2 separate regions of the Homo sapiens genome follow, and region 2 is linked to region 1. A link is a contact called in ENCODE Hi-C or POLR2A ChIA-PET data. All regions are on one chromosome and are shown on one strand. Each heading gives the region's core, a stretch centred on a gene start or an enhancer-like site at or near the end of the contact. The rest is flanking DNA. Distances are from core to core; before and after follow the strand shown. Region 1 holds the start of LINC01856 (long intergenic non-protein coding RNA 1856). Region 2 overlaps SMPD4 (sphingomyelin phosphodiesterase 4).

Region 1 (5,003 bases), core at 1,714-4,213:
TAAAAGAAATACCTATCGAAGATACACAATAGAAAAGAGAAAGGAATCAAAACATATCACTACAAAAAAACCAATGAAACACAAAGGCAACAACAGAGAAAAAAAGAAACAAAAGAACCACACAGACTAAAAAATGTTTAACAAAATGTCAATAGTAAGTCCTTCCCTAGGATAATTATTTTAAATATAAGTGCAGTAAATATAAGTGCATACAAATACTAAATAAAACAGGGTGGGGATGGACATACTTATAGCAGACAAAATACACTCTAAGCCTAAAACTATCACAAGAGACAAAGAAAGACATTTTAAAATGATAAAAGGATAAATTCATCAGGAAGATATAACAATCATAAATATACGCACCCAACATCAGCACATTTAAATATGTAAAGCAAACATTGACAGAAATGAAAAGAAAAATAAACATAAATACAATGATGGTAGAAAAACTTTAATATTCCCCTGTCAATAATGGATAGAAGACATCCAGACAGAAAATCAATAAGTAAACAGTGCACCTGAACAAAGCTATAGACTTAGAGAACCTAACAAACATTTACAGAATATTCCACTCAACAGCTGCAGAGTACATGTTCTTCTCAAGCACACATGGAACATTCTCCAATATTCATAATAGCCAAAAAGTCCAAACGACCCAAATGTCCATCAATTGACGAATAAATGAATAAAATGTGGGCCAGGTGTGGTGGCTCACGCCTGTAATTCCAGCACTTTGGGAGGACGAGGCAGGTGGATCAAGAAGCCAGGAGTTCGAGATCAGCCTGACCAACATGGTGAAACCCTGTCTCTACCAAAAATACAACATTTAGCCAGGCGTGGTGGTGCGCACCTATAATTCTAGCTACTCGGGAGGCTGAGGCAGGATAATCGCCTGAACCCAGGAGGCAGAGGTTGCAATGAGCCAAGATCATGCCACTGCACTCCAGCATGGGTGACAGAGTGAGATTCTGTCTAAAAAAAAAAATAGAATGTGGTATATTCATACTATGAAACATTATTCATCCATAAGAAGGAATGAAGTACTGATACATGCTAGAATACAGATGGCCCTTGAAAACATTATGCTCTGAGGAAAAAGCCAGATACAGCTAGGCTACATATTGTATGATTCTATTTACTGTGGTACCTCCTTACCTTCAGGAGATAGATTTCAACACCACTAGTGGATGCCTGAAACTACAATAGTATCTACTTCTATGATACTATGTTTTTTCCTATGCATGCATACCTATGAAGTTTAATTTATAAATTAGTCACCATAAGAGATTAGTAACAATAGCTAAGAATAAAATAGAAAAACTAGAACAATATGCCAGCTTCTGTGAAGGGAGAGTTACGTGAAAAACAACCACGTATGCCAGCAACACTGCTCTTGAACTTTGGGTCTTGATTAAGTGAATGAAGTGTTGCTGGAACACAAGCACTGTGATACTGTGGCCGTTAACCTGGTAACGGAGAAGGCTCCTAAGTGACTAACAGGCTGGAAGTGTAGACAGCGTGGACCATGCTGGACAAAGGGAGCGTTCATGTCCCGGGTGGGACAAAGTGGGATGGCGAGGGATTTCATCACGCCACTTAGAATGATGTGCAATTGAAAACTCATATATTGTTTATTTCTGGAGTTTAATCTTTTAGGACTGTGGTTGACTTCAGGTAACTGAAACCATGGAAGGTGAAACCACAGATAAAGCAGGACTACTGTATTTAAAATGTCCAGAGGAGGCAAGTTCATGGAGACAGAGATCAGTGGTTTCCAGGGGGGGTGGGGGGCAGCAGGAATGGGATGTGACTGCTTGATAGATACAGAGTTTCTTTCTAGAGTGAGAACAATGTTCTGGAACTGGCGGTGATGACTGCACAACTTCTGAATGTACTGGACGCCACTGCATTTGTACAATTTATTTATTTTATTATCATTATTTTTTTGAGACAAGGTCTCACTCTGTCACCCAGGCTGGAGTGCAGTGGCACAATCATGGCTCACCGCAGCCTTGGTCTCCAGGGCTCAGGTGATCCTCCTACCCCAGCCTCCTGAGTAGCTGGGATTACAGGCATGCACCACCATGCCACCATGCCAGGCTAATTTTTGTATTTTTTGTAGGGATGGGGTTTCACCATGTTGTCCAGGCTGGTCTCAAACTCCTGGGCTCAAGTGATCCTCCTACCTTGGCCTCCCAAAATGCTAGGATTATAGGCGTAAGCCACTGCCCCCAGCCTTACACAATTTAAAATGGTTAGAATGATGAATTTTACATTGAATTCCACTTCATAGGAAATTTTTTTTAAAACAACAACAAACCTCTTTAATGGACACATAAATTCCCTGGGGGTCTGATTGCAATGCAGATTTGGATTAAGGAGTCCGGGTGGGTCCTGAGACCGTGCTCCCCTTGCTTCTCACCTATGGCCACATTTTGAGACGCAAGGCCACTCGAAGGGCCCCCACCTCTGTGAATCAACCCCTGCTCCATCTGCCCCTATAAATAAGGGAATGCTAAAGCACAGATGGCGGGAGTGGGCGTGTCCCCAGGTCTGAGCCTGGAGGGGGTGGCCGGCCTCCCCCAGGCATGGAAGTGGAGGGAGAGGGGGCTGTAAACGGGTTACTCTGTCAGCAGACACAGAGGAGACCAAAAACAGTAGCTTTTATTTCACACGAAGCTGAGGAAGGAAGGCGAGAGGACAGCGCTGGCTATCAGAGGGTGCTGCCTGGCAGGTGCACCACCTCCAGCTGCTGGGCTCCAGCTCCGGGGCTCAGAAGCCATCTGAAAGAAAGCAGCGGCCTCCACTGAGCAAGCTGGGGTGCTGCAGGGTACCCGCCCCCGTGGTGCTCAGCAGTGCCTTCCCTCCCCTCCCCAGCCCCCGGGAACTCCTCCTGCGCCAGGGACACAGGGATCAAGGAGAGAACAGAGTGCAACCCCATCCCTGCCTGATCAGTGGGGGTGCCCGTCTTCCCTGCGACGGTTTTGGGGTGGAACAGGAGTGGCTCCTCAGGGGGAAATGAAAGGAACTGAGGAGCTCCAGTCGTGAGAAGGCCAATGAAGCAGGTAGCTTCTCTGCGCCGGGGTTGTGCTGAGATGTCATCTAGGGCCGGCTCTTCCAGAACCTCATTTGACGCTGGGAGGCAGCGACCGGGTGTGGGGGCGGGGTGGTAGGGGAGGGGAGCAGGGATGATGCGGTCCCGATTCCGTCCCCAGGGGGCGCTGGGACCCTCCCTGCTATCCAGGCTACACCTGTGCGGCGTAGCAGCCGTCCCCGTCTCGCCTGCACAGCGCCAGATGACAGCAGCCCAGAGGCTGTCCTCTGCCACCTGCACTGCTCACCTTTTCCGAGGAGGTCGGGGACGGGGCTGAAGGGTCCCCCGGGCAGGTTCCAGGCCAGGTCCTCTAGCAGGCCCAGCAGGCCTTTCACCTGTGTCCCCAGGTGATCCACGGTCTTCTCTACCATCTAGAGTGAGAAGGTGGGTAACGTCCAGGACAGGAGTGGTGCCACGTTCTGCTTCATTAGCCAGGTCCTAAGAAGCAGCTGGCGGTCCAGTGGGGTGCAGTGGAAAAGGACTGGGAGCTGCGGGACCTGGGTTTTCCTCACTCAGGCTCTGCGCCTACCTGCCTCAATCTCCCCAGATGACAATATCCTATGGGGCTCGCTCTCTAAGGCTCCTTCCTTTTTGGCACTCAGTCACAGGTTTGGATAAAGCGCGTGTAGATTACCTTCTCCCTTTTGGACTTTGCAGCCTGGAGCTCACATTCTTTTTGTTATTCTGCTCCCTGGTGGTGTCTCTGCCAAATGACAGGTCTGGGATTTTGAAATTTACTCAGGGTTCTTAATGGTTTTTCCCTGTGTATGCCATGGACCCCATTGGCAGTGTGGTGAAGCCTACAGACCTCTTCTCAGAATAATGCCTTAAATGCAAAAAATAAAACATATAGAATTACCAAGAGCACCAATTGCTTTAAAATATTATTCAAGTATTAGGCCAGGCGTGATGGCTCACACCTATAATCCCAACACTTTGGGAGGCCGAGGTGGACGGATCACCAGAGGTCAGGAGTTCGAGATCAGCCTGGCCAATGTGGGAAAACTGTCTCTACTAAAAATACAAAAAGAAAACGGGCACGGTGATGCATATCTGTAGTCCCAGCTACTCGGGAGGCCAAAGCAAGAGAATCGCTTGAACCGGGAGATGGAGGTTGCAGTGAGCCGAGATCATGCCGTTGCACTCCAGCCTGGGCGACAGAGAGAGACTCTGCCAAAAAAAAAAAAAAAAAAAAAAAAATTCAAATATTTAAAATTAAACTTTTTGGCCCAGCACGATGGCTCACGTCTGTAATCCCAGCACTTTAGGAGGCCGAAATGGGCAAATCCCTTGAGATCAGGAGTTTGAGACAAGCCTGGCCATATGGTGAAACCCCATCTCTACCAAAAATACAAAAAATTAGCGGGGCATGGTGGTGCATGCCTGTAGTCCCAGCTACTCAGGAGGTTGAGGCATGAGAATCACTGGAACCTGGGAGGTGGAGATGGCAGTGAGCCGAGATTGTACCATGCACTTTAGCCTGGGTGACAGAGCAAGACTCCATCAAAAACAAAATTTAAAAATTTGGATATATGTATTGGCCGGGCACAGTGGCTCATACCTGTAATCCCAGCACTTTGGGAGGCTGAGGTGTGTGGATGGCTTGAGCTTAGGAGTTCGAGACCAGCCTGGGCAATATAGCAAAACCTTGCCTCTACAAAAAAATACAAAAATTAGCCAGGCATGGTGGCACATGTGCCTGTAGTCCCAGCTACTTGGGAGGCTGAGGTGGAAGGATTGCTTGAGCCTGGGAGGTGGAAGTTGCAGTGAACCGAGACTGCACCACTGCACTCCAGCCTTGTCGGCAGACAGAGACCCTGCCTCAAAAAAAAAAAAATGTATTTATTAACTCACTAACTCACATGATCTAACATCAGGCCTAACAACAACTGAAATTTTGACATAA
Region 2 (5,003 bases), core at 1-2,500, 230 kb after region 1:
CCAGAGGGCGCAGGAGAGACATGCACAGCCCTGTGAGGTTTGGCTCTTGCTGGCCCTCCAGAAGCCAGGGTGGGCTTTTCCCAGCCCAGGGGGCAGAGTACTCCCTGGTCAGGTAAGGGTAGGAACCTGCCCTGCACCAGACAGGTGGGACAGGGCAGGGCTTTCCTGAGGGCTGGCTTTGGAAACTCAAACAGAAAGAACAATGTGGCCCTCCAAGACCCCCTCCTTGCCAAGGCCTCTGTGATAACACTTGCTCTCCTCCTTTATCTGCCCCAAAGGACCTCCCACCTCAAGGCACACAGAGGACACAGGCACACGTGTGACGGGGCCAACACTCACAGCTCTGAACGATGCGTCCAGGGGCCAGTGGCCAAAGCAATGCTGCAAGAAGAGGTAGAGTTTCTGCTGGACGAACCTCGGGACAGCAGCCCTGCAGGGGATGGGGAGGGTCACCTGCTGCTTGCCCAGTAAGGAGGCCCTGCTCACAGATGACCCCAGGGCTCCCATCAGTGAGGGTTGGCTCCGCCGGGGGAGAGCACTGGGCACCTCCGGGAGGTTCAGCCCCATTCTTCAGAGGAAGAAATCAAGGTTCAGAGAGGTTAGGGAACATCCCAAGGACACACAGCACGCAGGCGGCCGAGTCAGCACAACTCCTGCACACACCTCACCCTCCGTCCCATACAAACAGCCCACTCTGCTGGCCCTGGTGGGCCTGGCAGTCAGGGCCACCCCAACTCTTCTGACAGGGTTGAAGAATATGAGATGCAAGAGATGGCAGCACAATGGGGCCTCTCTGGCCAGTCTGGAGAGAGAGGCTCTGGGAGCCAACTGGGCGGGGTGAGAGGACACCTGCCTAGGCCTGGAGAGGCCTCACGTGCTCTGTGAACAGAAAGGGACTCCCCTCACCCTGCCCTCCATGCCCTGGGGAGAGGTCGCTGTGGGCGACACCTTAGGAGGGGAAAGTGGGGGAGACGGCAGTGGTGGGAAGCCGCAAGGGCCACCCACCGTTTGAACTCCTCCAGGGGGCTGGTGGCGTGGGAGTGGGCGGAGGGTGAGGCCTGCTCTGGCTTCAGGCTGTTGGCAAAGGCGTGCAGGTGCTTCAGCAGCAGGCGCACCACCAACACATGCTCCTCAGTAGGCGTGAACGACTCCTGGGTGGAGAAGGAGGGGTGAGGGCCTGGGAAGGAGCGTGGCACCCATAGCACTCCGCCTCCAGGTCTGACCACATCCCGCCCTGAGCCAGTTGCTCTGCTGCCCCCACGGGAGGCATGAGCCAGGCCAGGAGTGGGGCCACCCCATGGGGCACCACTGTGCCTGGCACCCAGATGTGCCTTGCACTGCTTGGTCTGAACTGTGACCAGCTTGTGGTATGGAAGTGCTTGGCCCAGCGCCCACACAGCCCTGGGGAGGCCTCACTAAGACAGACACATCTGCAGAGGGCCTCCCAGCCCTGCTTCTGCACGGCTGCAAATCCGCAGCGGGTGGCACAGGCTGTGCCCTTGGGCGCTGGTGCCTGTCTTGATCCCCAGGGCAGGAGAAAGCCAGCATCACCCACAAGCTCTGGATCCAGGGTCTCCCACCTGCCTCCCAAGTGTGTGCAGAAAGCACATGGAACCCAGGTGTGGTGCCTCAGACCTGTAATTCCAGCACTTTGGGAGGCCAAGGTGGAAAGATCGCTAAGAAGAAGTTCGAGATTAGCCTAGACAACATAGGGACACCCTGTCTCTACAAAAAATTTTTAAAAGTTAGCTGGGTGTGGTGGTGCACACCTATAGTCCTAATGACTCAGGAGGCTAGGGTGGGAGGATCACTTCAGCCCAGGAGTTTGAGGCTGCAGTGAGCTAGGATCGTGCCACTGCACTCCAGCGTGGGTGAGAGTAAGACCTGGTTCAAAAATAAGAACCCCATGGCTTCACTTTCCTCCCCAATTCCTCCCACCTGCTCCTCATCCTGGACACAGCCAGATGAGAACTCGGCCCAGTAGAAGCCCCGGGCGTCACTTCCTCTGTTGCCCAGGGACCTGTGGTCAGGAAAACCCCAAGACAAAAGCACAGTCAAGCATATTAGGCCAAACTTTTTTTTTTTTTCTTGAGACAACGTCTCCCTCTGTCGCCCAGGCTGGAGCACAGTGGCGCAATCTCGGCTCACTGCAACCTCCGCCTCCAGGTTCAAGCAATTCTCCTGACTCAGCCTCCTGAGTAGCTGGGACGACAAGTGTGTGCCACCATGCCCAGCTAATTTTTATTTTTCATAGAGATGGGGTTTCACCATGTTGGCCTGACCTCAGGTCTCCCAAAGAGAGGGAATACAGGCGTGAGCCACTGTGTCCAGCCTAGGCCAAACTTTTGATTTGTAACATACAAGCAGGATCCTGGAGATCTAGCCGGAGAGGAAAGCCTTTTTGGTGGCCATGGGCTTCCTCTGGTTGTTTAGCATTGGGAGGGCAGGTGGGCGCATCGAGAGTAGACGAGGGCAGGGAAGTAGGGGTGCTGAGGGCAGGACCCTGAGTCTGAGTGGACATGCTCGCCTCTCCACACTTGTCCCCTAGCCCTTTGGGCCGTAACACATCTGTGCTGCTGAGGCTGGTGCAGGGCCCAGCCTCCAGGTATATCCTGGTATGCTGTAGACCCCGCACGGGCCACTGCCCATATCGCTACCCACTCAAGTCTCCCCGTCAGGAAACTGTCCCCACAGGTCCAAGTGACACACCCCAGAGATAAGTGGCTGAGTCTGAAGATGGAGCTATGGGGTGGGAGGCATTTTCTTTTTTTTGAGACAGGGTCTCACTCTGTCACCCGCGCTGTAGTGTCGTGGTCTCGGCTCACTGCAGCCTCTGCCTCCAGGGCTTAAGGGATCCTCCCATCTCAGCCTCCCGGGTAGCTGGGAACACAGGCGCACACACCACCACACCAGGCTAATTTTTGTATTTGTAGAGACAGGGGTTTCGCCATGTTGCCCAGGCTGGTCTCAAACTCCTGAGCTCAGGCAATCCGCCTGCCTCAACCTCCCAAAGTGCTGGGATTACAAGCATGAGCCATCGTGGCTGGCTATTTTTCTCTATCTGTATTGTTAAGTCTTTGGGCAATGAATTTGCATTGTTTTGGAAGAAAGGGCCAGGTGCGGTGGCTCACGCCTATAATCCCAACACTTTGGGAGGCCAAGGCAGGCAGATCACTTGAGGTCAGGAGTTTGAGACCAGCCTGGCCAATATGGTGAAACTACATCTCTACTAAAAATACAAAAATTAGCCGGGTGGGTGGCACATGCCTGTAATCCCAGCTACTCAAGAGGCTGAGGCAGAAGAATCACTTCAATCTGGGAGGTGGAGATTGCAGTGAGCCGAGACCATGTCAATGCATTCCAGCCTGGGCAACGGAGTGAGACTCCATCTCAAAAAAAAAAAAAAAAAGACAGAAGGAGAAAAGTATGAGACATAATACCTGTACCTATACTGCCCAACTAGAAGGGCACCAGTGGGGTGGGAAGTTAGACCAGGGTCTTTCTCCTCCTCCAGTCTCAGCCCAGGCCCTCCCTCCAATCCTGGCCTGGGATCCTGAGCCGTAACATCCTTCCTGCAGCTAAGGGGAGGGGAAGACCTCCACATGTGAACTGGAAAACTGCTTTCCCCTGCTGGTGCACTTGACCCACCTCACCTGGTCCTTCCGAAGGGTCTGGAGGGCCCACTGTCCGCCCCTGCCGCCGGCAGTCACATGGAACCCTCTCAGGCTATTTTCCCATAGGTTTGCTGAGCCAAACTTCTCCCTCAGCTCTGCACCCCTCCTGGGCCATGTTCCCACATGGAGTCCCTGGCCACAGTCACCTGCTTGCTTCTTAAGGATGTGTCCCCAAAGCCGCACATTTCCCACTGGGCTGAGACTCACAGCACCTCAGCTCACCCCACCTGGGTCTCGCTGGTCACCCTCCCACCATGGGGTTTGCCAGATGCTTTCTGGACCACTGTCCTCCCTCCCTGGCGCAAGCCCTCAGGTCCCTCCTCTCCTCTGCAGTGGCTCCTGCGGAATGAGGTGCCCCTGTGTGCTGTGGCCACCATCCCAGCCCACCAGCGCTAAGGAGCCAACACATTTTCTCATCTTATGCTCAAATTCCTGTTCAATCATGTGTGCTCTTTCCCAGGTGAATGGGACAGATCACTGGCTGTGAGCACAGCCCGTCTCCCCCGGCTCTCACAGATTCCTCTGTCATCCCTGAAGTCCCCTACAGGTCTGAACTCTGCTTCACTGACCTCAAATCCATCCACACACTTGTCATTTCTGCCTAGGCAGCTGCAACCTCTATGAGGTCACCACCCACTCTAATCTGCCTCTGGAGGTGTGTATGAGCGGCCAGGGCTCCCCAGGTGAAGGCCGGGTCCTGGCTGGGCTGTCAAGGACTGACAGCTTCTGTGGGCTATAGGGTCAAGCCCCAGGTCCTTCCCACCCCCTGCCTCACACGCAAGCTCTGGGTCACAGCACCTCCAGGCTGGGTGACAGTTCTGAACAAGGCAGAACCCACACCACCCGTAAGTCCCAGGCCTCTGCGTCTTCAGCTCCTTCCTAAGCGCCAGACCCTGCAGAGTGCAGTGAACCCAGCCACTGCTGAGGCCTGAGGACTCCAGCTCTTCAAACCAGGGCCAAGCACGAGGCCTCCAACACTGGAGAGCTTGTGACACCTCCACTGGCCTGGAGCCTGGACAGCCAGGGCCACATGCCCACATGCCTCGTTCTGCCACAAAGCCACCACCCCCACCCCCAACCAAACTAGTCTACAAAGCCAGGGGCCAAGCCAGGCTGGAGGCTGACCCCTGCCTCCCCCCGACACAGGGGCTTCGTTCTGCTTGGAACTAGCCTCTGAGTCACCAGCGGCCGGCCCCGGCGGCCCCTTGCTTTGCCAGGCATGGACATGCACTCTGGGCAGGAGGAAGGGAACGAATGAGCCAGTACTTGGTAGGCGTGGAGGGCCTGGAGGCTGGGTTGGGCGGGGCTGTAGAGGGCGCTGGAGACACT

Evidence for each region. A loop is a pair of places that touch in the nucleus more often than their neighbours do. ChIA-PET counts read pairs that join two places held with the same protein, here RNA polymerase II (POLR2A). Pooled maps may share reads with other maps.
Region 2: a pooled map shows a loop between it and region 1 (6-fold over the local background). The contact joins the enhancer-like site here to the promoter of LINC01856 in region 1. A Hi-C loop is called at or near these places in 1 of 168 maps with a recorded cell type or tissue (HepG2), 9 of 37 single-sample maps with no recorded cell type and 9 of 50 pooled maps. POLR2A ChIA-PET finds 5 or more read pairs at or near these places in 1 of 52 experiments (H1).

Annotation. Positions count from the first base shown.
Region 1 is chr2:129,920,214-129,925,216 of GRCh38, forward strand. LINC01856 (long intergenic non-protein coding RNA 1856) reads left to right here and starts at 2,964. Exons shown (of 4, transcript NR_110285.1): 1 at 2,964-3,068. It also overlaps the pseudogene PLAC9P1. RefSeq lists enhancers at 2,271-3,086, 3,087-3,900.
Region 2 is chr2:130,156,246-130,161,248 of GRCh38, forward strand. It overlaps SMPD4 (sphingomyelin phosphodiesterase 4), which reads right to left. Exons shown (of 20, transcript NM_017951.5): 11 at 4,941-5,003; 12 at 1,006-1,151; 13 at 340-430. Among named protein-coding and RNA genes, the nearest start is that of CCDC74B, 14 kb to the left of the region's middle. RefSeq lists enhancers at 1,969-2,068, 4,139-4,768. Within about 2 kb of position 1,251, at least 6 of the 41 ENCODE cell types and tissues checked have a DNase peak (open chromatin) inside an H3K27ac peak, as active enhancers do.